Linked DNA regions of Mus musculus: regions 1 and 2 are each linked to region 3. Evidence: chromatin loops called from intact Hi-C (ENCODE). Cell type or tissue: left cerebral cortex. All regions are shown on one strand.

Region 1 (8,000 bases), 360 kb after region 3:
TTCAGCTTTTAGAGCTATAAGAAATGAGTTTCTCTCCTATGTAAATTATCCAGTTTGTGGTGTTCATATATAGTGACAGGAAAAGGATTGAGATGGCTCGGTTCCCACAAATATTTATGTTTGCTATCTTTCTCCATGACAAAATTCCACAGTTAATAGTTCAGCCCTTAGGGAGAAGCCCAGCTTTCACATCTCCTCGTGGGAAGCTCAGTTCCTGTTCACCTCACTTCCTTGACCTTCTAGGAGGTAGGACAAGCTTCAGGGAAGACCTAGAACCCTGAAGGAGGGAGCAGAGAGGACGATCCTTAATGGTGAAAAGTGTCTGGGGTTCAGAGAGCCGCACAGAGCTGCCTGCTAGGAGAAGCAGCTGTGGTCGTGGGAAGCTGGGCTTGGGTACTTCTCAGAGGTCCGCTGGGGCTTCTGAAGAGTGAGACCACACTTGGGACCAAAGGACTCGCTCGCCAGGAGCCAAGCTGGGGTTCCTCCTCACTCATCTATACTCGGGAAGTACCTGATCTATCTATCTCTCTCTCTCTCTCTCTCTCTCTCTCTCTGTCTCTGTCTGTCTCTCTGTCTGTGTCTGTGTCTGTCTCTGTCTCTGTCTCTCTGTCTCTCTGTCTCTGTCTCTCTGTCTCTCTGTCTCTCTGTCTCTCTGTCTCTGTCTCTCTGTCTCTCTGTCTCTATGTCTCTCTGTCTCTCTGTCTCTATGTCTCTCTGTCTCTCTGTCTCTCTGTCTCTCTGTCTCTCTGTCTCTCTGTCTCTCTGTCTCTCTGTCTCTCTCTCTCTCTCTCTCTCTCTCTCTCTCTGTAGTCATTTTATGTTGTACTATGCATACCAGAATGGATCTATCCATTCGTATTTCATAAAGAGGAAGAAGTGAGAGGGGATATACATATAATTTGGGGCATTCCGTTTAAGAAAAAGATTTCAACATTATAAAAAAATAGGTACTAAATTTAGAATTTTTTCTTTTTCTTCTTGTTTTTCTGTTTTGTTTTGTTTTTTGTTTTGTTTTGTTTTGTTTTTTCGAGACAGGGTTTCTTTGTATAACCCTGGCTGTCCTGGAACTCACTCTAGACCAGGCTGGCCTTGAACTCAGAAATCTGCCTGCCTCTGCCTCCCAAGTGCAGGGATTAAAGGTGTGCGCCACCACTGTCCGACAGTAGAATTTTTTTAAAAATCATAATGATTTTACATTTTAAAAGAAAATGGCAAATACCATAAATATCACAGAGACAAATAAGTAATGTCCTTTCATTAAGTTCCTCAGACCTTCCTACTTCTGTGTGTATGTATGTGTTTGTGTGTGCAGCTGCATATACACATGTGTGTTCACGTGGAGGCCAGGGGTCTTTAATTGTTCTCTGCTTTATATTTTGAGGTAGGGTCTTTCATTGAACCTGGAGCCATTGGTTCAGCTAGACTGGCCGGCCACCATGCCCTAGGGATGCACAGTCTCTGCCCTCCCAGAGCTGGTACCATACACAAATGCTGTCTAGCTTTTTTGGTGTGGGTTCTAGGAATCAAACTCAGATTCTCAGGCTTGCATCACCCCAGCCCATTCTTCACTTATATATTCTACTTAATTCTAGTCGTTTCCATCCTACTCCAATGTTTTCTATGTAGGTAAGAGAATACTAGGTCACCTTCTTATGCCATGCTATTGACCGACATTTGCTTTGTACTGAGCTGAGGTGCACAGAACATGCAACGCCACACACAAGCACGGCGTTGGTCTAGGTCCTTCAGATAAGAACTTTCGGTAAAGGCTATCTTTTCCATCACAGAAGATAACATGTGGTGTATGAATATTGTTGAGTGCTGCATTATTGGGGGTGTTCTGCTTCTGCAATTGGAAAATAATTTCGACTGGATGGTGATGAGAATTGGATCCAATTACAACACTGTGTCTGAGGATTCCCAAGATGTCAGTGTGTCCTCTGTGACCCTCACACTTCTGGTCCCCAACACCATGATACACACCAAAATGCTTCATCACACCCCAGGCTGTACTCATCTAGGGCAGCGATGAGGCAAGCTAGCTGGGCAGTAAGGCTATTCCTGGGAGCCACGGCCAGGCCAGGGTAGGCAACATTAACCTGCACAAAGAAGGGACAACGAGTCAGATCTGTCTATCACACTGGGTCCAAACAGTGCCCTCAAGTCATCTTCCCCCAATGTCCCCTGTTGCAGGACAAGAACAACAGAAGAAAACTCCAAGCAGACAGAGCTGTCATCCTGGCTATCGCCAGAGTACATTACTCGGTCCAAGTATCTATCATCCAAAGAACACATAGACAGATTGTGTTCTGCTCACACTATTATCCAGGACTGACCCTGGAGGACACAGGGATGGACCCTGGAAGCACTGTGCAGATGAGTACACAGACCTAGACACGAGGTTCTGGCTGTAAGTGGAGCGTGATGGATATGAGCATCTCTCTGAGATGATAAGAAAATGCTGGAATTAGATGGTTTATGACTGTGAATATTATTTTTTAAAACTGCATTATGTGTGTGTTGGGGGGGGGCTAGTTTTATGTTAACTTGACACAGCTAGAGTCATTTTGGAAATGGGAACCTCAATTGAGAAAATGTCCCCACTAGATTGGCCTGTGGGCAAGCCTATGGTGTATTCTCATAATTGATGGGTGAACCCAGTTCACGGAGGGTGGTGCCAGCCCAAGTCCAGTGCTTCTGAGTATATGGGAAAGCAGAATGAGAAAGCCATGAGGAGCAAGCCAATAAGGAGCACTCCTCCATGGCCTCTGCGTCAATGTCTGCCTCCAGGTTCCTCCCTTGAGTGCCTGCTCTGACATCCCTTGTTCCTACAGTATAACCTGCGAGTTGTAAGATGACGTAAACCCCATCCTCCCCAAACTAAGACAGTAGAAAAGGATGATTCTTACATCGATAACTTTTCAACACAGGTGCCATTTTAAAGGATAACCAGGTAAACACACTACTTAGGTTCCCTCCCATGACACATTCCTCTTTAATGCCTACGTGTATCGGTTATTCATTGGAAGCAATGCTGTGTAACAAGCAAGCACAAAACCTCAGTTAGTGAACTGCTAAAAATAAGAAGGTATTTGGCTCGTGAGTCACCTGGGCTTTGATTGGCAGCTCTGAATTTCCGTTAGTCCCACTTTTAATGGTTTCTTTGTTGGTGGAGGAGTAAAGTTTTGGTTGATCTCTGCCAGGACAAAGGAGATGACGTGGCTCTGAACTTAATGAGGTCTCCTCTAACATCGTGGGCATGTTTTCATAGTGAAGGCAATGAACGAGAAAGAGAGAGAGAGAGAGAGAGAAAATACAAATACACCGTGAAAATATACGTTCCCAGGGTTATTCTTCCATTATGTGTATGTGTATGTGCACGTGCATATGTGAAGGTGCATGCAAGCATGTGGGTCTGCCCTATGTGCTGTGACTAGAGGCCAACCTTGAGTGTCCTTCCTCAGGAACCTTCCACCTTTGTTTGATACAGGGTCTCTCCCAGGCCTAGAATTTTTCCCAGTAGGTTAGGCTAGATGGATGGGAAGCTCCAAGGATCTGCTTGCTTCTGCCTCCCATCTCTCTGTCACTGGAATTAGGAGTTCTAAGCACAAGCCACCATGCCCAGCATCTTATGAGGATCCTGGGGATCTTAACTCAGGTCTTCATACTTGTGAATCAAACACTTGACAGACCCACCCATCTCCCCAACTCTGTGCTTGCTAATTTTGCATGGGCCAGAATATCATCACACAGCCAAGTTCAGTGGCTAAGGAAACAGACTGTCATTTTAAGAGGGGAGGAACTCCAAAGCTGCGTGTCAAAAGAAGCATTTTTTAAAATCTGCTTCCATGGATATACAGGTGTGTGCCTGCCTGTGTGATTGCAGCTGTGTCTATGTGTGAGCATGAATGTGCATAGGCATGAATGTGTGCACACGCATACATAACTGCTGTGTGTGCATACATGTGCTTTGTTGTATGTATGAGCAAATCCTAGAAGCTTTTCTGCTTGAGTGCCTGTAGATCTGAACCTTCCTGGGTAAGTGTCTTGTTTAATGGACCAATAAAGTGTACTGCCCTAACCCAGTGGGATTCTAGAATCTTTGGGTCTGTTAAACAAGGTTTTGTAGTCAGGAACCCAATGCAAGAACCAGCTCTGCTACCACCTGGGTGGGCAAGTGACTTCAGACCCAGCCTTCTGACCATGAGGTGGGATCACCACTTCTCAGGTTCCTTTTGAGTGTCCTAGGAAGTGACACACCAGAAGGAGGGACTCGGAGCACACAGTGCACTGGGCTGTGGTTAACTGTGAGACTGAGTGGGGGTGGCTGTGATTTCCCCCTCCTGACTCTTCTCTCTGCCCCACATGCTTGACCCCTTTCCAGAAGCTGAAACTGAAAACTGAAAGCAGCTTCACGTCTCTTAATGTGTTGTCATGGCAACCGCTGGCTCCTGCTCATGGCTCTGTCGCCCCCTCACTGTGGGGCTGGGGTGTGGAGGAGGAGACATGGACTCACCAGAAGTCTCCCTTCTTCTGAAGATGTGGGAGGTCTGGCCCTGTCCTTGTGGCAAACACCCTACTCCTCCCACTGACCTTCAGCCACAGTTCAGGGATACAGGGATGAGCTGTTCAGAGTTCTCTGGGCATCCTTAGCCGCGGTGGATTCCAGGCCTTGGCTCAGAAAGTGGAGTCAGGTCTGAGGCATCTTGGAGGGGGCAATACCTGCGCAGTTTCAAATCTCCCCTCTCCTCTCGGGCGACTAAGGAAGAGGCGCATCCCTGCAAGCACAACCACAGGTGTCTGAGGGTGCCGGAGCTGGAATAACCCAATCACAGACCTGCTGGGGCTGTAATCTGTCACTTCATTTGGTGACTCATGCCTTCACTTACTCACGGATGTGTTTGCTTATCCATTCAATTATAGACTCTTCCGTTCACATTTAAATAACCATGCCTTCCTCTAAGTACTCACTGCTCTGAGCAAACATCCATTACTACCTGAGCTCTGAGAGTCGGGGAGATAATTAAGGTATAGCCTCTGCCGCCCTGTAGGGGTTCCAGGGTGGGGTTTTCTAACTGTAACAAGAAGAGGAGGAGGAAGAGGAGGAAGAGGAGGAAGAGGAGGAGGAGGAGGAGGGAGAGGGAGGGGAGGAAGAGAAGGAAGAGGAGGAAGAGGGAGAGGGAGAATGAGAGGAGGAGGAAGAGGAGGAGGAAGAGGAGGGGGAGGGGGAGGAGGAGAAGGAGGAGGAGGGAGAGGGAGGGGAGGAAGAGGAAGAGGAAGAGGAAGAGGAAGAGGGAGAGGAAGAGGAAGAGGAAGAAGAGGAGATGCCCATGGATAGACTGGTATTTTATTCTTTACAAAAAAACCCAGTACTCTGTAAGAAAAATATTATGTACATAGTGGTACACTGTGGTCTGGGGAAATGTTCAGGTGCTAATATTCACCTCTAGGACTTGAGGGGGTCATTTTTAGGACCACAACAGACACTGCATCCATGGGTGCAGTTCCTCTCCGTGAAATGGTACAGTGCTTGCACAAAGCCCTATGAGGCCAGCAGAGCCCAGTCTCTCTGCCGAGGTGAGACCAGGGGGACTTTAGACTCAGCCACAGAGAGAGTTGAAAGTCAGCCTGGGCTATGATGACCTTGTATCAAACAAACATTTAAATAAGACAATAAGTGAGGTCCTTTTCATCTATGCTCTGGAACACCAAGGTTGCTTGCTGACTGTGACTAGGGCAGAGGCACAGGGCATCACATAGACTGGGAACATATGTATAACCCACCCATTCTCTCCTGAGTAAGCCACTGTCAGAAGTCTTTATCTAGTCCCACCCCCTGTCCTTCTGACCCCTACCTCCAACACAAGGCCATATAAGTTTCCACCCACCCTCTATACCTCACAATAGGGACTAAATCTTAACACCCGAATCCTCAGAGAACACGTTCAAATCATGTCAGCCTTGAATGTCAGGGAAGGTAAAATGTTGGGCTTCCTCACACACAGAGGTGCTCAGAGGAAGAGAGGCTGTAACTTAGCAGGAGACCTGTGGCCAGCTTGGTGTAGAGGGTGAGGAGAGGCGGGAAGGGAAGAGGCACTGGTCTCTGGGTGGAACTGCAAGATGGTGAAGTATTTTCAGAGATAAAACAGTGATGGTGGACTTCAAAGGAGTCCTGGCTCCTGGGTAGGAGGCCAAGCTCAGGGAAGAAGCTGTTAGCTGAGACTGGGAACTTGATTCTGCCCCGACAGCCTCTCTCCATGAAAAGCAGAGGTAGCCAGTTCTCCAAATGGGAGCAGGTGTAACTGGAATTTATGTTCATTAGAAAAGAAGGCTCACTGTGACAGATAGGCAGTCCTAAGAGCAGTGTGGCGTCCACTGCTGGCCCAGTGTCCTCTGAGATCCCGGAGGCTTGAGTTCCCTCCCCTCCCTGAACTCCGACCTGTGAAGATGTACCTCTTGGTCATGCACATTGCTGTTATCAGTGCCAGACTCCTCCTCTAGCTGGAACCACACATGGAAAGCACCTGCAGCCTAAACTGACTGTCTTCTACCCGGTGGAATCCCAGGGAAGGGCTGTCACTCACTTGGGCCAAACCCATGTCATGCCATGTGCCACAGAGAGAAGCCCTGGGACCACATGGAGTCATTTTCTGCCACAGCCTGACCTGGGCTGTCCTGGCTGTGCGCAGATACCAACCCCTCCTTCCCTGAACATCTGCCTGGCTCCTCACACAGAGAATGGCTATGAGGGGACTATAACTGTGGGAGCCAGAGCCATGTCACACCTTATCCCAGAATGATTCCTGTCTCCTTCCCTTCTGGGTTAATACACAAGGCCCCCTGTGATGTGCTTAGCCTCCTGCCAAATTGGTCCTGGCTTACTCCGCTCTGGCTCCGGCATCCTGAGAGACCCCTTGATTTTATCCTTCTGCCACGAATACCAGTCCCCTGTGAATCTCTGTGGCTCCTCACATCCCACTGGTTCAGATATGACCTTTGCAGTCTGGCGTGTCTTCACAACCAGCTCTGTCTAAAGTTCTCCAGTCATGCAATACCCCCCACACCTGGCTTCCCTGCTTCAGGAAATCTCCCTAACAGGTCACAGACTCCATGTGCTGGGTACCAGCTGAAGCCTCTGGGGCACACATCTCTACACTGTTTCTTCTTAAGCCCCAGGGTTCACTCAGCACAGGAGGGTTCCAAGAAACACTGTGGTGTAAGTGCACAGCTAACCCCAGAGTTTAAGCCCAAAGCTTCTGCCATTTACCTGTGGGTTCATCCTTAGAGTCGGAGACAGAGACAGCATCCAGTCAAGACAACTGGATGTGACCAAGAGGGTTGAAAGAGTAAAGCTTGCCCTTCCTGACAAGAGGGTTGTCACTGTCCCGTGAGGCCTCAGGCCCAGGTATCCCTTTACCTGCCTGTCATTAACAGCCTTTCCAGCCACTGGGGCAGGATGGTCACTAGTGTCTGTTATCAGGCCACAGTGCCACCTGCTGGCACATGGCTGACTGGCAGGGAAACTGGCAGAGGCTCAGCTTAGCCACCCCCGTCGAGCTAAAGGGAAGAGATAGGGGCTCCAGTGTTGGTATTTCACAGGCCAGGTCACTTCCTAGCTGTGTGATACCTACCTAGCATCTGTGTTCAGATGGGTGGCTCATCTGTAACAAAATAGCAGTGGGGATAGGTAACTCTGAAATGCCACCTCCTGGGAAAGCCCTCCCAGATTGCTCCCATCTCCCACTAAGCCATTCACTATCCTTTGATCCTGCTCTGTTGTTTCCTTGTAGCACAATGTCCCCCTCCCTGACATTTGAGCATTTATTACTATCAGCTCCATCATGGGACAGGTTTGGTTCACTGTATGTCAAGAGCCTGGGCAGTGCCCACCAAGGAGCAGGATCCGAACATACCTATCAAGCACAACACCAACAGGCACACGCTGAGCGCTCTGTAAATCCTGCACCCAGGACAGACTCAACGCGCTCTCTTGGGTTGAG
Region 2 (8,000 bases), 260 kb before region 3:
AACAAACACCATCCTTTCCCCCTAAAGAAACCCACATGAGCCCAGCTGAGTCACTCCTTCTTCACAGTTCTACACAGCAAGGGCACCTGCCATGTTCAGTGACCACTGAAGTCTGGTAGTTTGTGTCTCAGCTGTAACTATGTTTATGTTTTATAGGCATTTAAAAGCTGAAAGTCTCTGGGGTTTTCTCTGAGTTTTATGCTGTACATATTTGAGTTGCGGGCAAACAGAAATAGTAGGTCAGGCTAGAGAGAAGGCTCAACAGTTAAGAGTGCTTCCTGCTCTTCCTGAGGACCCAGGTTCAGTTCCAGGCCCCACATTGCTGTCTGTAACTCCAGCCCCAGGCGATCCCAGACTCTCTCTCCTTGCTCTAGCTTTGGTTGTGACCCTCTACTGAACGTGTGGCATTTGGGAGCAGGAAGTTCGCTTTGTGCACCTCTTTTTTTGTAAGATCTGCACCTGGAAGCAAGTCTCCTCACCTTTTCTGACCAAATTACATAAAGACGTTGGGAAAAAACCCTCTGCTGAGGATCCTGCAGGAGCTGCCCTCTTCCCTGCTCTCTCTGATGTGATGTCCTCTCTCTCTCTCTCTCTCTCTCTCTCTCTCTCTCTCTCTCTCTCTCTCTCTTAGACAGGGTCTCATGTAGCCCAAGCTGGCCTCTAATTGGCTTTGTACCTGAGAATGACCTTGAACTTCCGGCCCCCCACCCTATTGGCCCTCAAGTGCTGCCAGGGGAGTGGGAGGCACAAACAGAGAGAAAAGGGGACCAGAAAATGCTTTTGTGGCACAGGGGAGAGGCACAGCGCTGGTCCACACACTGTCCTCAGACCCTGTGTGTGTTCCTTTTATTTAGTTAGAAATGATTTACACATTTTTATTTCAGGGACATGAGTATTTTCCCTGTCTGTGTACCATGTGTATACAGCACCCACATAGACCAGAAGAGGCTATCAGATCCCCTAGAGCTGGAGTTAAAGATGGTTGTGAGCTACTATGTGGGTGCTGGGGTGGGGGAACCCAGGTCCTCCTCAAGAGCAGCCAGTGCTCTTAACCACTGAACCATATCTCCAGTCTCTATTTTAATGTTTTAATGGTTAAGTGGAAAAGTTTAAACAGAGTTTAAAAGTAGACAGGACACCCTGTCCTGCACGCCTTCTTACACCCTCCCCCCATGCCTTTCCCAGAGCTCTGAAGAGGACCAAGCCAGGCCTGCTTCTCTTCCCCACCTCTAGATACTCATCTCCTGAATTACATATACCTATTCTTTATGTATGTCCAAGCCAACCTTCACTTATTCAGTGGGCTATGTAAGTAATACTCATGTACTTTTTAATTTTTTCCAATATTTTTCTTGAGTTTCTTAGACATTAAAAATGTAATAAGGACAGGGTGTGGTGATATACACCCTGTTAGTTCCAGCACTCAGATGGTAGAGGCAGGTGGGATATCTGAGTTTCAGGCCAGCCCAGGCTACATTGTCTCTAAAAAGGGACTGGGAGGCGGGAGGGGGGTTGGAAAGACAGCAGTTAAGCATACTAGCCGGTCTTGCAGTATTCCTGGCACCCACAAGATGGTTCACCAGCACCTATAGCTCCAGCCTCAGTGAGCCTAGGCCTCTTCTGACCCCTTCAGGCACCATAGGCAGCTGATACACAGCCATACATTAAGGTTAAACATACACACACACACACACACTAGCATAAAACATTTAAAAACAGTAAAATAGATATAACAGTTCCCATTTTACCTTGTTATTGATAAGAATGGGTCTTTTTGGATCACCCAGGCTGAAATTGAATGTTTTTGCTTAAGGCATCCTCCTGCTTTAGTCTCCTGCATAGCTCAGATTACAGGTGTCTACCACCACACTCAGCTTCTAGCTTTAAATGGTGTTTTCATTGCACATATAAACATATATATATATATTATTCATACATGCATTTTATGTATCCTTGCCAAGTTATTTTTCATTCCATTTGTAGCATTACCTGTAAGGCACTTTGCCACATGCCTGAGTTTGCCATTTAATAACTATTTCTGGACACTGTGCACTGTCAGCCTGGGGCACTTCACACAGGACTTGAATTTGGTTCTATTTCTCCTGTTCCTTACAGATTCTCCCACCCTGTATTTTCTACGCATCTGCTTTCACCAACACAATGAAAACAGCCAGACTTAACACAGTCTGGAGGTTGCCAGACTTAAGTTCACTACTCCTGCTGATGTAAGGCAAGGAGGGAAATTAAACCCCGCCAAGGTCAAAGCTGGTCACATCCACGAGAAAAGCCCTTGGTCCCCATGATTTATCTGCAGAGCAAGGCTCCGTCTAGCCAGCGATGGAAATTAAAGATGCCCTTTAGACCTCTGCACTGACCCCAGAGGGAAATCAGTCAGCAGCCAACCAACACCAATGCTGTCATGGAGATCAAATGAGATAATGATGTATAGGGTCCTTTGCCCACCAGAGGCCAGAGTCTAAAGTGAGCCAAGCAGCTTAGAGTTCCAGTCAAGAGAGAAACAGGGAGATGGATCTTCACTGCATCCTTCTGCCTCTTCCTTAGCCCCTCCTGAGAAAGAAATTAACAAGCCAGGGTTCTTTGTGGTCCAGGCTACTGCTGCCTTCTTGGCGCCCTTCCAAACTGCTCCTTGCTGCCTTCACCCCTATTGGTGCATTTTGCAGACTTTCTTTATTCACGGTTTTTGGAGGTGTGTGTGGGGGGGGGGTCATGAGGAGGTGGGTTGAGACAGGGTTTCTCTGTGTAGCTTTGGCTGTCCTGGAACTTGCTCTGGAGACCTCGAACTCAGAGATCTGCATCCCTCTGTCTCTCTGGTGTTAGGATTAAAGACATGTGACATCACTGCCTGCCTTTTTATCCACTCTTAAGACCTGAACTAAACTAGAGTCTAAGTTTAAGACCATCTTTGAGAGGGAGTAAGGATGCTTATAGTGAAGTCTGAGACCTAAGTACTACCCTGTGTCCAACAGTTAAAGGAGAGAACCAACACTTACAAGTTGTCTTCACACACACACACACACACACACACACACACACACACACACACACACTCATCAGAAAGTCTGGGAGGCTTCCTGGCATTCATCTATGATTTTCTTTTCAAGATTTATTTTTATTGTGGGTTTTGCACATGTGAGTGCAGGTGCCTGCAGAGTCCAGAAGAGGGCGCCAGATATCCTGGAGCGTGTGAGCCCCCTGACTTGAGTGCTAGGTATAGAATTAGAGTCTTCTGAAAGAGCAGCCAATCCTCTTTTTGAGATCCTGAACGATGAGTTTCAAAGGAGGAACTAGGAAACCTGAGTGTGGCCACACTCGAATCTTCCCACCTAGTGCCTGTTGTACCTCATGAGGGGGCCACAAGTCCCCAGCAAAATGAACTGCCCGGCTTCTATTGTTATTCCATACAGGATGCATTATGAACCAATAACAGAAGGGGAAATAGCTTGGGACCTGGAAAACAATTTTTTTTCTCAACACTGAAGTAAGCTACTGATTGTTTTTATGGCGTCTTACAATCCTTTCTCAGGGAAGGCCCTTGTGGTTTAGGTTGACATTCATTGTCTACAGTGTGCTTTCTGTGCAGTCATCAACACTTGGTCAAAAGCAGCTGGGGAAGAAGGGGTTCACTTCAGCTTACAGCGTGTAGGGAAGTCAGGGCAGAGCCTGAATGGAGAGCTCCCCAAGGCTTGCTCAGCCTGCTTCCTTATACCATCCAGGATCTACTGCCCAGAGGGGTGTTCCCACCCACCGCGGGGTGGGGGTGGGGCGGCTGGCACTCCCACATCAATCACTAATAAAGAAAATGCCCCGCAGTCTTGCCCAGAGACCTTTTTCTCAATTGGGTCTCTCTCTCTCTCTCTCTCTCTCTCTCTCTCTCTCTCTCTCTCTCTCTCTCTCTCTCTCTCTCTCTCTCTCTCTCTCTCTCTCTCTGTATCTCTCTGTATCTCTCTTTTCTAGAGACAAAGGTTAGAGGGCAGCCAGAAGGCATGCAGGTGGAGCTTTGGTAAAACCGCCAGAAGTCCAGCTTCCGTCTGTTTTATGAAGTTAGTGTCTGGTTATGCTAAGCAAATGTTTTCCTTAATTGTGGCAGTAAGAGAAAAAAACAATGGAGAGCCCAGGGTTGCCGGGCGGGGGCGTGCCCGCTTCCCCCACCCCAAACATCTTCAGAGAATGACAGCTAAAAATTAAAACCAGGCCTGGCCTTCTCCGGGTCACGTGCCCTAGCCAGAACCTGCACCAATTGGAAGCATTTCCATTTCCCTCCCCCGCCCCTGCCCGTCCCACTGCAGAGCTGGCCCGTGGCAGCGCGAGTTTGCCCAGCGCAGCAAAGTGCAGCGCGCGTCCAGAGCGCCTTGTCCGCGGCTCGGATTTTCCAGCGTTTCCTCTTCGCAGCTAGGGGGTGGGGAGGCCTCGCGTGAGTGTGAACGGGCGCGCGCGCGCGTGAAGTACTGGAATGGGAGGGAACCCAGCCGGCTCTGAGTGTTCTTATCCCAGACTGTCTTTCTGATTCTAAGTGGCACCCCGGCTCCCTACGTCCCAAGCCTGTGCGACCGCACTGTGCCTTCAGGTACGTGTGGCTGACTGCCTGTCGCGTCCCAATGGCTTTGGGCGTGGGGTTTGGTGACCAGAGAGTGAGGAGGCATGTGGCCCCGTGTGGCGCCCCACGGAGCTGCCTCCGTGTAGGTGCAATCGCGGAGCCTAGACTACTGGGCGGTTACCGCCGCGCCTGCCCTCGGGCTGCAGAGAGGCGGATCGGTGAGGGGGTCTGCGAAGGTGACTCGGTGCCTTGCGTGGCTGACTAAGCGGAATGATTACGGGAGTCAGGGGCACGAAGCGTGGGGAGGACAGTGGGGCGGAAGCCTGGTGTGAGCGCGTGGGGATGCGCGTGGCTGGCGGCGGCGGGCACCTGGACACGCATCAGAGTGGCCGCCGGTGTTCGCCCATGTGTCGGGAAGATGCGTTCGTGGGGCTCGGGGGCGTGGCGAGTGGGGTGGGGAATGCTGAGAAATGCCGTGTCCACGTGCCCCCTGCCGCTGGAGCTCCTCGCTGGGAGCAGCGCGTCTTCAGCGACGTTCTGAGTCGGAGCTTTGGATTCCCAGCGCAGGGCGCCAGAGGGTACGCGCCGCTCGTGGCCGTGCAGCGCGGCCCCGCGGGCTTACCTGGGCGCGGCTCCACCTGCCAGGCCTGAGGGGCGTGTCCGGGGCGTGCCTTGGGCGTGGCTCTGCCTGCCTGGGGGAGACCCGGCGCGGGCTGGCTGCGCCTCATTCCAGGGATTCCTCGCTCTCCCGAGCGTGCGCGCGTGTTGGAGAACCCAGAGGAGAGAGAGGGAGCGCGTTCGCGATCCTGCGCGCCCCTGAGCGTGCTCCGCCTCCGTCCTTTGCGCCCCCGGCGGGGCCCGGCCGGCCCGAGGCGCTCAAGCGGTGAGTGCCGGGAAATCCTAGTCCATGTTCGGTGACTTTAGGAGACAGGGAACCGACGCGGACCGAGGGCGCCTGCTCGTGCTCTCGGGACGGTCCAGCTCCAGCTGACCCCGGTCCCGGGCGCGAGCACAGGCCCTGAAGCAAGGCATCCGCTGGGTCCCGGCCGCGGAGCTTCTGGGCTGCGCGAGGGCTGCGGGACCCGGCCCTTTCCGTACATTCCCTGCCCCTGCTCAAAATAGGGCTGCGCGATCTTCCTACACTGTATGAGGCCTCCCTGGAAAGCTCCGGTCTTTGCCTTTTTTTTAGGGGGTTCTGTTTCGCTTTGCTCAAGAGTCTTGAATTCATCACACAGAGACATTGAGGTCTTAGGCGAGGATGACAGGACTTGCTGGGGCAGCCTGGTCGTTAGCGCTTTCCTGGCTCTGCGTTCACCGTTCTCAAGGAGATGATTAAAAAGTCGGTTTCACTTTGATCGTTGGTCCCGTTTGTCTGTTCCTCTTGTTTTCTCCTCTGGTTAATAAGAACCAGCAGCCTGATGTGGGGGAGGTGGGCGGTCTTGGAGTGTTTATCACAACCCGCTTTATTTTTTATTTTTATTTTATTTTATTATTTTTTTTTTTTGGAGACAGGATCTCTCTTTGTAGCTTTGGCCGGTCTGGAACTCGCTTTGTAGATCAGACTGGCCTCAAACCCAAAGAGATCCACCTGCCTATGCCTCTTTAAAGGCCTGAGCCACCACGTCCATCAGAACCCTATCTTTGAAAGCTTCCACCCAGGCTGTGGAGTTTTACATTGTTTTTTTCTAAACCCAAGAAGGTAGGCACCAATTTGTTTGTTTGTTTGTTACTTTCTGAGAACAAAGTAATAAAACAATACAGGTCCATTTGCGATTTATGATTTGAAGGTCAGTTTTGCATGCCATTTTGGCATGCCAAACTTTAACTTCTCTTCAGTCTCTGCGGTCATTGTTCCCCGCAGAAGCTAATTAGGAGTCCGCGCATGCCCACGAGGCCAAGAGTGGGACTAAGACCTTAGGGCTTGGTGGCGCTGATTCGGAGCTGATAGTGCATTCTAGCAAGTTCTCTCCCGCTCGCTCTTAAATGATGGATCTATGGGTACTTTCCTCCGAAGATTCAGCACCCAAGATCATTTGTAAACCCCCTCTCCTCCTTGTTTCAGTTATATTTGGCTGACGAGTTGTTTTCCTTGCTTTATGTTTTATTTTTTTCAATTACTTATTTGGCTTTTTGAGACAGGGCTTTTCAGTATAGCGCTGGCTACCCTGGAACTCCTTTTGTAGCCCAGGCTGCCTCTGCCTCTCAGGTGCTGGGACTAAAGATGTGCCACCACACCTGGAATGCTTTGGGTTTTAACTTTGACAAAATTCATTTCAGGCAGATTTGCCTTGCTACCTGTGTGTGTGTGTGTGTGTGTGTGTGTGTGTGTGTGTGTGTGAGCACACACACATGCTTAGCATTTCTGGCCAGTCTGCCTTTGCTTTCGATTTTGAAGAGAATGTGAACTAATTTTTGTGTTGACCAGAGCACAGTTATGAAGACAATTCTGCTGTAAATAACTGCGTCTGCATTCCAGAACTGTGAATGTAGTAGTAAAAACAGCCCCAGCTCATTGTTTCTGGAGACTTGATTTCTTGCCCTGCCCCTTGCTGGTTCTGCCCCAGTTAAATCTCAATATCCCAGATTTTTAAGTCTGTATTCTTGTCTAATTAAACTTTTTGAAGATTTATTTTATATGTTTGGGTGTTTTACCTGCATTTATACCTGTATACCATGTGCATGCAGTACTGGGAAGGCCAGGAGATAGCTTCACTTCCCTGGGACTGGGGTTACAGATGGTTGTGAGCCACCATGTGGGTGCTGGGAATGAAACCAGGTCTTCTACAAGAGCAGGCAGTGCTCTTAACTGCTGAGCCATATCCAGTGTGTTTTATTTATTTATTTATTTATTTATTTATTCTTTTCTGTGAGAGACTGATATTTTATTCCAGTACACCAGAGTTTCCAGAATTCCAGAAGAGTAATGAGCTTTGCTCAGACTTTGTGTCAGGCTTAGAAAGGCCTCTGAGGGGTTTAAAGTGCTTCATAAACTTGGTCCAGGATGCTGGTTCCCCAGTGACTTGAAGGTTTCAATACCTCTTGCAGACATGGCTTTGAGAGTAAAACTTTCACCATTAAATATTCTGTAAGGGAAAGTTCCTTTCCGTCTTCTGGAAGTCAGCCTTGTAACCTTCCTCTGGTGGTTGCCAAGGCAACCATCCCAGCAGCAGAGTCCTCCTTTGTGTCTCCTAAGGGTGCCTTTTATAGATTATCTGTACAACTTTAAGAAGAAAAAAAAACCAACAGAAAAACGAATGATAATAAAAGCTGGGTCATGGGTCTGGGGATGGTCAGGTAGGTGAAGGTCATGGGTCTGGGGATGGTCAGGTAGGTGAAGTCTTTACTGAAGGAGCGTGAGGACCCAAGTTCAGATCCCCAGTACCCATTTAAAAGCTGGGCATAGGGGCTGGAGAGATGGTTCAGCGGTTACAAGCATTGCTGCTCT
Region 3 (8,000 bases):
ATGCTCACCCTGCACTTACATGGGAACTAGGAACATGAAGTGCGGTCCTGGAGCTTGTGTAACAAGTGCTTTATCCACTGAGTCACCCCATCCCACTCTCACATTTGAGTCAGGGCCTTACTATGTGCCCCAGAGAACCTTGAACTCTCAACTCACCTGTCCCCACCTCTAACTGCTGGGACTACAAGCTGTGACATCATGTCTGGTTATTATGGTCTGAATAAAAGATCCAGGTGGGTGGGATATCAATTAATTGCTGAGAACTACAATGAAAAAGTTTTCTGCCAAAGTCCCCTAACCGAAGGGCACATACTATAGGACTCCGTTTTCTCTAAGTTCCAAGTGTGACAAAAGCTTCCGTGAGTCGGGAAGAGCTCACCCGTCTGTTGGAAGGGCCATCAGGAGAAGCACACAAACACACATTTGTGCGCGCGCGCGTTGTGTTCACTTTGTGAGTGCTTGGATCATTCATTTAGTGACTTGGGACATTATCTGTATGTGATTCATACATCAACATAATACATTTTTTGAGAAAGAAACCCCCTCTTCATACACAAAGCAGCTTTACTTGCTGCCTGCTTGCAGTATCTATCCCCGTGGGTTGGGCCAGAGGCCAAAAATAAATAAATAAATAAATATAAGAAAAAAAAGTTTCAGCCCAAAGAGCCTGCTCTCGAAGCTAGTGGTTTTCCACGGTTTTCAAGGCTAGCACCAGATCTCTTCAGCTCTAACATTCAGCTGGGGACTAATCAAGGTTCTCACTGTTCCTAGACAATATCAGAACAGGCCAATTTGCCTGGGCACTCATATGGAGGGACAGAGCAGGCCAGTGGCCTCCCAGGACCCACTCACAGGACAGCAAAGAAGTCAGGGAATGCTCTCCACCACTCACACTGGTGTTGGGGGTGGGGTGAGGGCTTTCCAGGCACCACACTCCACAGGGAGAGATTAATAAACGCTCTCCTTGGGGCACTGAGAAAATGAGCCAGAACTTTACAGGTCATTCTTTACAAGCAAAATACACAAAGGGACTTAGCCAGCTCCCCTCCAACAGGAAACCATTTGTCTCTGGAGGAGGGAGAAGAGAAGAGGAGAAGGAGGGGGTTGGAAGAGGGAGAGGAGGGGGAGGGAGGCAGAGGAGGGGAGGAGGGGAGAAGGATGCTGAATCTGCCACCAGGAGATGATGTCCCCTAATCAGAGCACAGTCGTATAAATGGTCCCCTCTACTTGAGAAAAAGAAAAAAACCAAAAAACAAAAAACATTTGTTTAAATGGGGACTGAGCATTTCTGATTAATTCTAAAGTTCTTTCTCTTCTTTCTGTTTTAGAATGTTGCTAAAAATAAAGGCTCAAAACTTGAAATAAGTAAGCCACACACACACACACACACACACACACACACACACACACACACACACACACACTTTACCATATACGGTGGCATTATTCTTCAGCTTTTGAAAAGGCCAAATGAAGAGATGGCCAACAACCAAAATAACCCTTCAGATAACTGCAAAGGACGAGAAAGCTGGAAAGCTTGGTGAATGGCAGGCAACTGCCAGGCTCGCTTGTTGGGGATGAATTCCCATTGAGGGATGAGTTGCCATAGCACTTAGGAAACATAGGCACACACATCTGACACGGCCACCTGTCTAGGGAGGGTGTTTTGGCCCCTGGCCTCAGCACTAAGAAAGCAACAGAGGCTGCAATTTAACTTAAAGGAAGAAACCAGTGCAGGGGCATGTCGGGAATTTTAATTAAGGCCCTCCTCAGCATGAAGTCTGTAAGAGAGATGAGGAGAAGGAAGGACAGGGCAGGAAGAAAGGCAGGATGACCTGGAGGAGATGGGAAGGAGAGCAGCCCAAGCTAGCCTGAAGGTCCGCAGCCTTGTGTGTGGTGGGGGAGGGGTGGTTACCACATTGCCAGGGGCTGCTGGGAGTGTGTATGGGAAACGACTGACATGTTCAGGTCATACAAATGACACACCTGGGGTTTACGGAGGGAAGCCACCTTTTCTGGGGCTCTATGGTTTCCAACGCCAAGGCAGAGGTACCCCAGACCCTTGCTAGAGCCTACTTTGCTGACAGAAACAGGTTAAGAGACAGCAGGTATAAGGCAGGAGGTGGCACAGACGGAAGAGACTGCACAGAGGCAGGCTGAGGGGCCACTGTGACCAGGGCTCTCCAGCCACAGGAGCTCTAGAAGAACACCAGCCATGGTGCCAAGTCTGGGCTTGGATCACAGCTTCACCAGCTCTCTCCATGTTGGTGGGCTAGCCTTTCCTTCTACTCAACTGTCCTCACTGGAAAGCGCCAGGCACAGGGGCTGGGTGACTACTCAGTGGCTGGGCACATGCTTGGTATGCATGATGCTGGGTTTCATGCCAGCACCAAACAAATACATTGGTTGGGCAGGGACTACGGTGAAGGGACCCCTCCCAGCTATGGGGCGGAATGCACAGGACTGTGGAGAACAGCTCCCCAAACGTGACACTAAAGCAGCCCTTGTTACTCCAAAAGGCAGTGAGCAGACTGAGAGACCAGGACCTGTGGGCCTTATTCCATCTTCCCAGCCTCAGGCATGGACCCTGCAAGCAGTGGTGACATGGCTAACCATCTGCCCATGCTTGCCCAGAAAGGCTTTCTGCCCAGGTAGGGAGGGCACTGGGCACTGAAGGTTAGTCAGCTTATCCATACTCTGGGCTGTTGGGCTGGTATTTATGAGCCTGGTCTCCATGCCTACCAGGGAGCTCACTGTGATCTGTAAATGGGAAGATAAGGCCCTGAGTAGTTCTGAGACTGGGCCAAAGAAGGCTGTAAATGGCAGGGCTGAGACTGAAGCCGGCTGAACCACACATGGCCGTCCCAAGCCCTGTCCCTTCTTTTTCTTCTGCACGGCAGAGTCTAGTCAGCAGCTCCAATGCATCAAAGTGAGGCAGTGCCATGGGTTCATCTCTTCCCAGCAGTGTCCCCAGAAAACAACGCTCTCCGTGAGGCCCCACTGCAGCGGGTGTGCTGCTGGAAGAGTGTGCTGTCGAACCTTCCCCTCTATGAGAGGATGGGGCAGGACCACAGCTCATCTCCAAATCACTCACCTGGTGAGGCACAAGTCCCAGCGAGGTGGGAGGCTCATTCATGCGGTCATCACTGCTGCTGGCGATGGCGTAGCCCCTGCAAGAGGGAAGCAGAAGGGCTCTTAGCTCCTTTGTGCTCACGGTGAGCACAGGAAAGAACATCTCAGGACACTGGAAAGGGTTAAGAGAAGCAAATGCCCCTTTGCTGGGCTTCATAAGCTCACAGGAAACTCATGTCCAGGAGGGAGGGAAAGGGGGTGAGTTTCTTCAAATGGGCACCATAGAGTGGGAAGGATGAGAGCGAGCTGTGGACATTGCCAAGTGGCAAACTCTCCTCTGTGCTTTGGGTCCATCAGCCGTGAAACAGGAGGGAGGAGGCTGTATGAAGCATTAGGGGCATGTGAGATAAACTGCCAAGTGCAAGGCCTGCCTGCCTTCTCCACCCTCCCACCCCCACTCCTTCCTCTCACGTGCTTTCACTACTCTGTGAAGGGTAGCCTTAACTCCTGGCTTGGGCTATCCTCCAGCTCAGCCTTCCTTCCAGCAGCTGGGAGTGGGATGTGCCTCCCCACAGCCTCCTCTAACTTGCTAAACTTATCTAAATGCCACAAAAATGGAGGAAGGGGATATAAAAGGAAAGAGCTGGGTGGGAGATGTACCGGCCCCTCCCAAGAGAGGGTCAATGTTCATTTATGTCCCAGAAGAACTGGTTTTTAACCTGTTACAAGGACAAAGAAGGCAGGGATTTGGGATCAAGGAGGTGCAGATTTTACTTCCTACTAGAGGTAGGAAGAAACTTGGATGGCAGGGGAGGTGAAGGCAGGGGAGGACACAGCTGCTCATCCCCCCTTCCTGCCTCGTCTAGTAGCCACTGAGGCCCTCTGAGTCACATGATAAACAGATCACTGCTGTGGCTTTCTGCCATTGCCTTTCTTGGAATTCAATTTGGATGAGAAATAAGTGTTTTCTAAATTTGATTCTCTGCCTGCTCTGCCAATGGCACATATAGCACAGCTCTCCAAAGCAGGGTGAAGAGATGCTGGGGGGGGGGGGGCAAGCCTGGCTGCCACTCACAAGCCATGAGTCTGAGATGCCAAGCCCAGCTCCACCACCAGAAATGGGACTAATGAGCCAGGGCATGTACTTGTAATGCTGGCACTGGGCAGATTAAGGATCACAGTGAGTGTGAGGGCAACCTGGGCTACATGAGTCCGCAGCAAGTCTGAAATACAAAGGCAGTCTCAGTCCAAAAACAACGGCAATAAAATCACGAATGCTAGTTAAACGAGTCGACAGTTCTAATGTGCTTGGAGCAGGGCCTTGCACAAACTTTTGAGAAATGAAACACAGCATCTATAGTCTAGTCAGGTGTGGGCACCTGTTTGCCCTCAGGCCAAAATCTCAACTTCATAGGAGAATAAGAGAATAAGGTTATATGGAAAGCTTAAACCTGACACGTAACAATGACACTGAAAACCTTGATGGCTTTAACCTTTCCCAGGCACAGCTCTATAATCATGTGCCAACAGAAAACAACGGGCTAAAGCAAGGGGGACCCACACAAGGTACATAGGGGACCAGATAGGGCAGCTGGGGGTCTCAGAAAGAGCATGGAGGACAAGAGGATTAGGCAGAGTGGCGCTCTAGGGACAGGGCAGAGAATCACTGCAGATGGAACTCCTACATCAGAGATGCAGATGATGCAGAAGAAGGCTGAGCTAGAATAAATTGGAGCAGGGAGATTGCCTCCTAAGTCACTAGGGGAAGGAGGAGAGGGAAGAAGAAGGGGAGAAGGAGGGGGAGGGGGAAGGGAAGAAGATGAAGAGGAGAAAGAGGCGAAGGAAGAGAAGGAGGAAGAAGAAGAAAGGAGGAAAAAGAGGAGGAGGAGAGAGAATATGCCAGTCTTGAATTCCACCAAACATAAGAAACTTCCTTAAACACAAAGACCTTTTCAGAAAAAGGAAAACTGAAACCCTTATGGAAATTCTGCAGGCAGAAGATAATGCCTCAGGGCCACAAGTTTAGAGACACAGGAGGAAATGAATAATGTTAGCAAAACTAAATGAATACTAGCTGTGTAGCAATATCTTCTGAGGATTAAATATGTAAAGAAAATATCAAAAACAAACATGAAGACCGTGCTGGTCATCCAGCCAATGTTTACTCTCCTCTTCTGCCTCTCGGGACTTTCTTCAGAGAGGCAACAGGCCCAGATGACAAAGCTAACAACTTAGCATTCTTTTCAAGGTGAATCTAAGACTGCATTTTCTGACAAGGGTCTTTAAGAGGCAGTTCACACTTCTGCAGCAACAAGGCAGCTGTCTGAAAAAAAAGGGACCCATGAAGAAAGAGGCTGGTCTATTTTCCAAGGTTGCTGTGACAGGAAAGCATGACTGTAGTCCATATTAGCACAGGGAACAGTGCTCATGACTATAGTCCATGTTAGCACAGGGAACAGCGCTCATGGCTGTAGTCCGAGTTAGCACAGGGAACAGTGTTTAGGGACTAGGCAACCAAAACAGCACCTGGCAGCCTCCAGGGCTGTGTGCTGGATGTGAGACTGGAGTGTCTGCAGAGTAGTGAAGCTGCACTTAGAAATACAAGCTAATAACCACAAGGGCCTGCTGTCAAGACAGCCAGCAGCTTTATGCTTCGCTTGTTATGTGTTGCCCCGGTGGAAAAATGCACTAAGCAGGTGAGATCTACACTCAGGAGCAACAAGGAAAGCACCAGGCCTGCAAGATGGTGTCGGGAGGGAAGTTGTGGCCTGAGAGGTCCAGTGACCTGAGAGAAGAGGTTACTCAGTGCATCCCAGATGGCACTAGTGGCACTAGGAAGGCAGGGGAAGGCTGCTGGTGCATTTACCCTTCCCAGGGTATCACCAGCAAATGACCGTGCTGGAGAAGCCAGGCTAGAACTGGGAATAGTCACAGGCTTTGTGGTGAGGGCTGCTGTTCTGGGGAAGCAGCTGATGACAAGACAGGTACTAAGGCTGAGTAGCAGGATGGGCATGGGCGCCAGTTAAGAACGATTAAAAGTGAGATTTCAATAGTGGCCAGTGACACTTGCCCCTGGACATTTCCTTTACAATCTGACAGCCAGTGACAGTGACACTGACCAGATGTGACCTTTCGTATGGTTTTGTTTTAAGCTGTAGTCATCTGAAAATGCTTCCTGGAGAAAAGTAACAAGAGGCCTTCCTGCTCACTGCTGAGCTCTCACCAACTGATGCATTCTGGGAGGGAGGAAGGCACAGTAAGTACATAGATGTGCACTGACTGCTCAGCCCAGCAGGCTCCAGTGACTAACCCTAAACCCACCCTGGTCACACAGCTGGCCTGGCCAAACTCACTGGATCACAAACCAAACCAACCCAAAAGGTCATGTATATGAGAAAGATACTTGTAGGGTGGAAGCAGGAGATGGGCAGTGGTGGACGGGAGAATAATCATCACTATAACCATGTTATCTATATGTATGACATCATCCAGGAACAAATCTATTAATTAAATAAAGAAAAGGAAAACTGATGAAAGGAATCCCTTTGTCTCGAGCCCCAGTGGCTTTTAGTTTGTTATTAAAATAACTGCTATTTGTCTGTGAGTAGACACTGTCACACAGATGTGACACTGGAGTGCAGCATCTTGTGCCTGTAGGCAGGGAGGCTAAATGGTACATGCTAAGCCTCTGGACCAAGCCTGGACGTGGACTTTAAACTTTAATTGGCCAAGTTCCTGGACACAGACCTCAGTGACAGGCAGCTGATATAGTTCCTAGTGACACAGACACATACATTATATATACAATACATACAGTATACACATTATATATACTACATATACAGTGTACACATTTACAATGTCCAGGGCTAAAAAACCATAATAGACTAACAGAAGAGAAATGTAAAAGACCAAATGCCCCTATTAAAGTCTTATTTCATCCTTATCAACTACCAAAATAATCAGAAGAATTCAAGAGGGGTACAGGGGCATACCCCCAAGGATGGCACAGGGACATACCCCAGAGATCACATGCTGACTGGATTAGGTGTTTTTAGTCTTGTTTTGAGGTTAAAAAAAAAAAAAAGCCAAAGGAAACCAAGGGAGTGTGGGGGAGACAGTGGCCAGCCATTTCCAGCAAGTACTTGGTTCAAATGTTCATCTGTGGGCTCCAGACTCACCCCTCAGGATGCTGCAGGACAGAGACCATCAGCTCCACAGCCAGGGCACCTGCAATCACGGCCAGGCCTGGGCGGCTCACTGTGCACTGCTGGTCCAGAGTCCGGTCTCTGGTTGACTAAAGAGAAGCAACCACAGACATGCATAGAATATTCTAATTCAGCCAGACCTAGGTGAACCTGAAACTCCCTAAGATAAAGCTTTAAAATTCACCCTGTCTTGTCTTGGGAGAAAACAGTGTGTAATTAAACAAGGCACTACTTGGAACAGGATGTGCACTGTAAAGAGACAGAGATGAGACATTAGCCATCAGCATGGCTTCATGGTGGCTCTGAGCCATGGCTCCTCAACTGGAATCCATCACCTCTCTTGTACTGCAGACAGAGTCACAGGGAGAAACAATCACGAATGGCTGATAACTGTCCTGCCTGAGGTAGTGGCTCAGAGTGACCCTGACTGGGGCAGGAGCCACAATCTCTACCCTCTGTCCTCTGTTCCTGTGCACTGCCTCATTACCCTGGCTGTGCTCTGAGGACTTCAGTACAAAGCTGCAAGCATCTGTTACTACCTGGCTACATGCACAAGCTGTTACTCCTAATCTTCCAAACAGGGGCAAATCCCAGGGTTGTTTAATGCTATAAAAACTTCAATGTAATGAAAAGACATGGCTGCCCTGCTTGGGGGCTCAACCCTGTTGGATGGCACCCACTGACCAATAGGACACCTGCATGTTCTAGCACCTTATGAAG

The links. Hi-C counts contacts between places; a loop is a spot of excess contacts. Peaks named below come from ENCODE experiments on the same cell type or tissue, not always from the same donor. Only the 100,000 strongest peaks of a DNase experiment are listed, where the experiment ranks them.
Region 1: a loop joins it to region 3, with 12 times the contacts of the local background. A loop is called at or near these places in 3 of 42 quality-filtered maps.
Region 2: it touches region 3 in a loop (5-fold over the local background); 2 of 42 quality-filtered maps call a loop at or near these places.

Annotation. Positions count from the first base shown.
Region 1 is chr6:114,344,841-114,352,840 of GRCm38, reverse strand. No RefSeq gene overlaps it. Among named protein-coding and RNA genes, the nearest start is that of Gm38875, 49 kb to the left of the region's middle. In left cerebral cortex, a CTCF peak has its summit at 7,499 (motif pointing left); DNase peaks (open chromatin) are centred at 4,445, 4,844 and 7,487; H3K4me3 peaks cover 297 bases; H3K27ac peaks cover 1,318 bases.
Region 2 is chr6:114,966,298-114,974,297 of GRCm38, reverse strand. It overlaps a transcript of Vgll4 not described here. Among named protein-coding and RNA genes, the nearest start is that of Gm38876, 25 kb to the right of the region's middle. In left cerebral cortex, CTCF peaks have their summits at 3,186 (motif pointing right) and 4,408; DNase peaks (open chromatin) are centred at 4,428, 5,249 and 5,843; H3K4me3 peaks cover 3,053 bases; H3K27ac peaks cover 3,218 bases.
Region 3 is chr6:114,708,463-114,716,462 of GRCm38, reverse strand. It overlaps Atg7 (autophagy related 7), which reads right to left. Exons shown (of 19, transcript NM_028835.5): 15 at 7,254-7,369; 16 at 3,095-3,170. Among named protein-coding and RNA genes, the nearest start is that of Gm52917, 22 kb to the left of the region's middle. In left cerebral cortex, no CTCF peak of the experiment used is centred here; DNase peaks (open chromatin) are centred at 3,642, 3,972, 4,660, 5,559 and 2 more places; H3K27ac peaks cover 4,661 bases.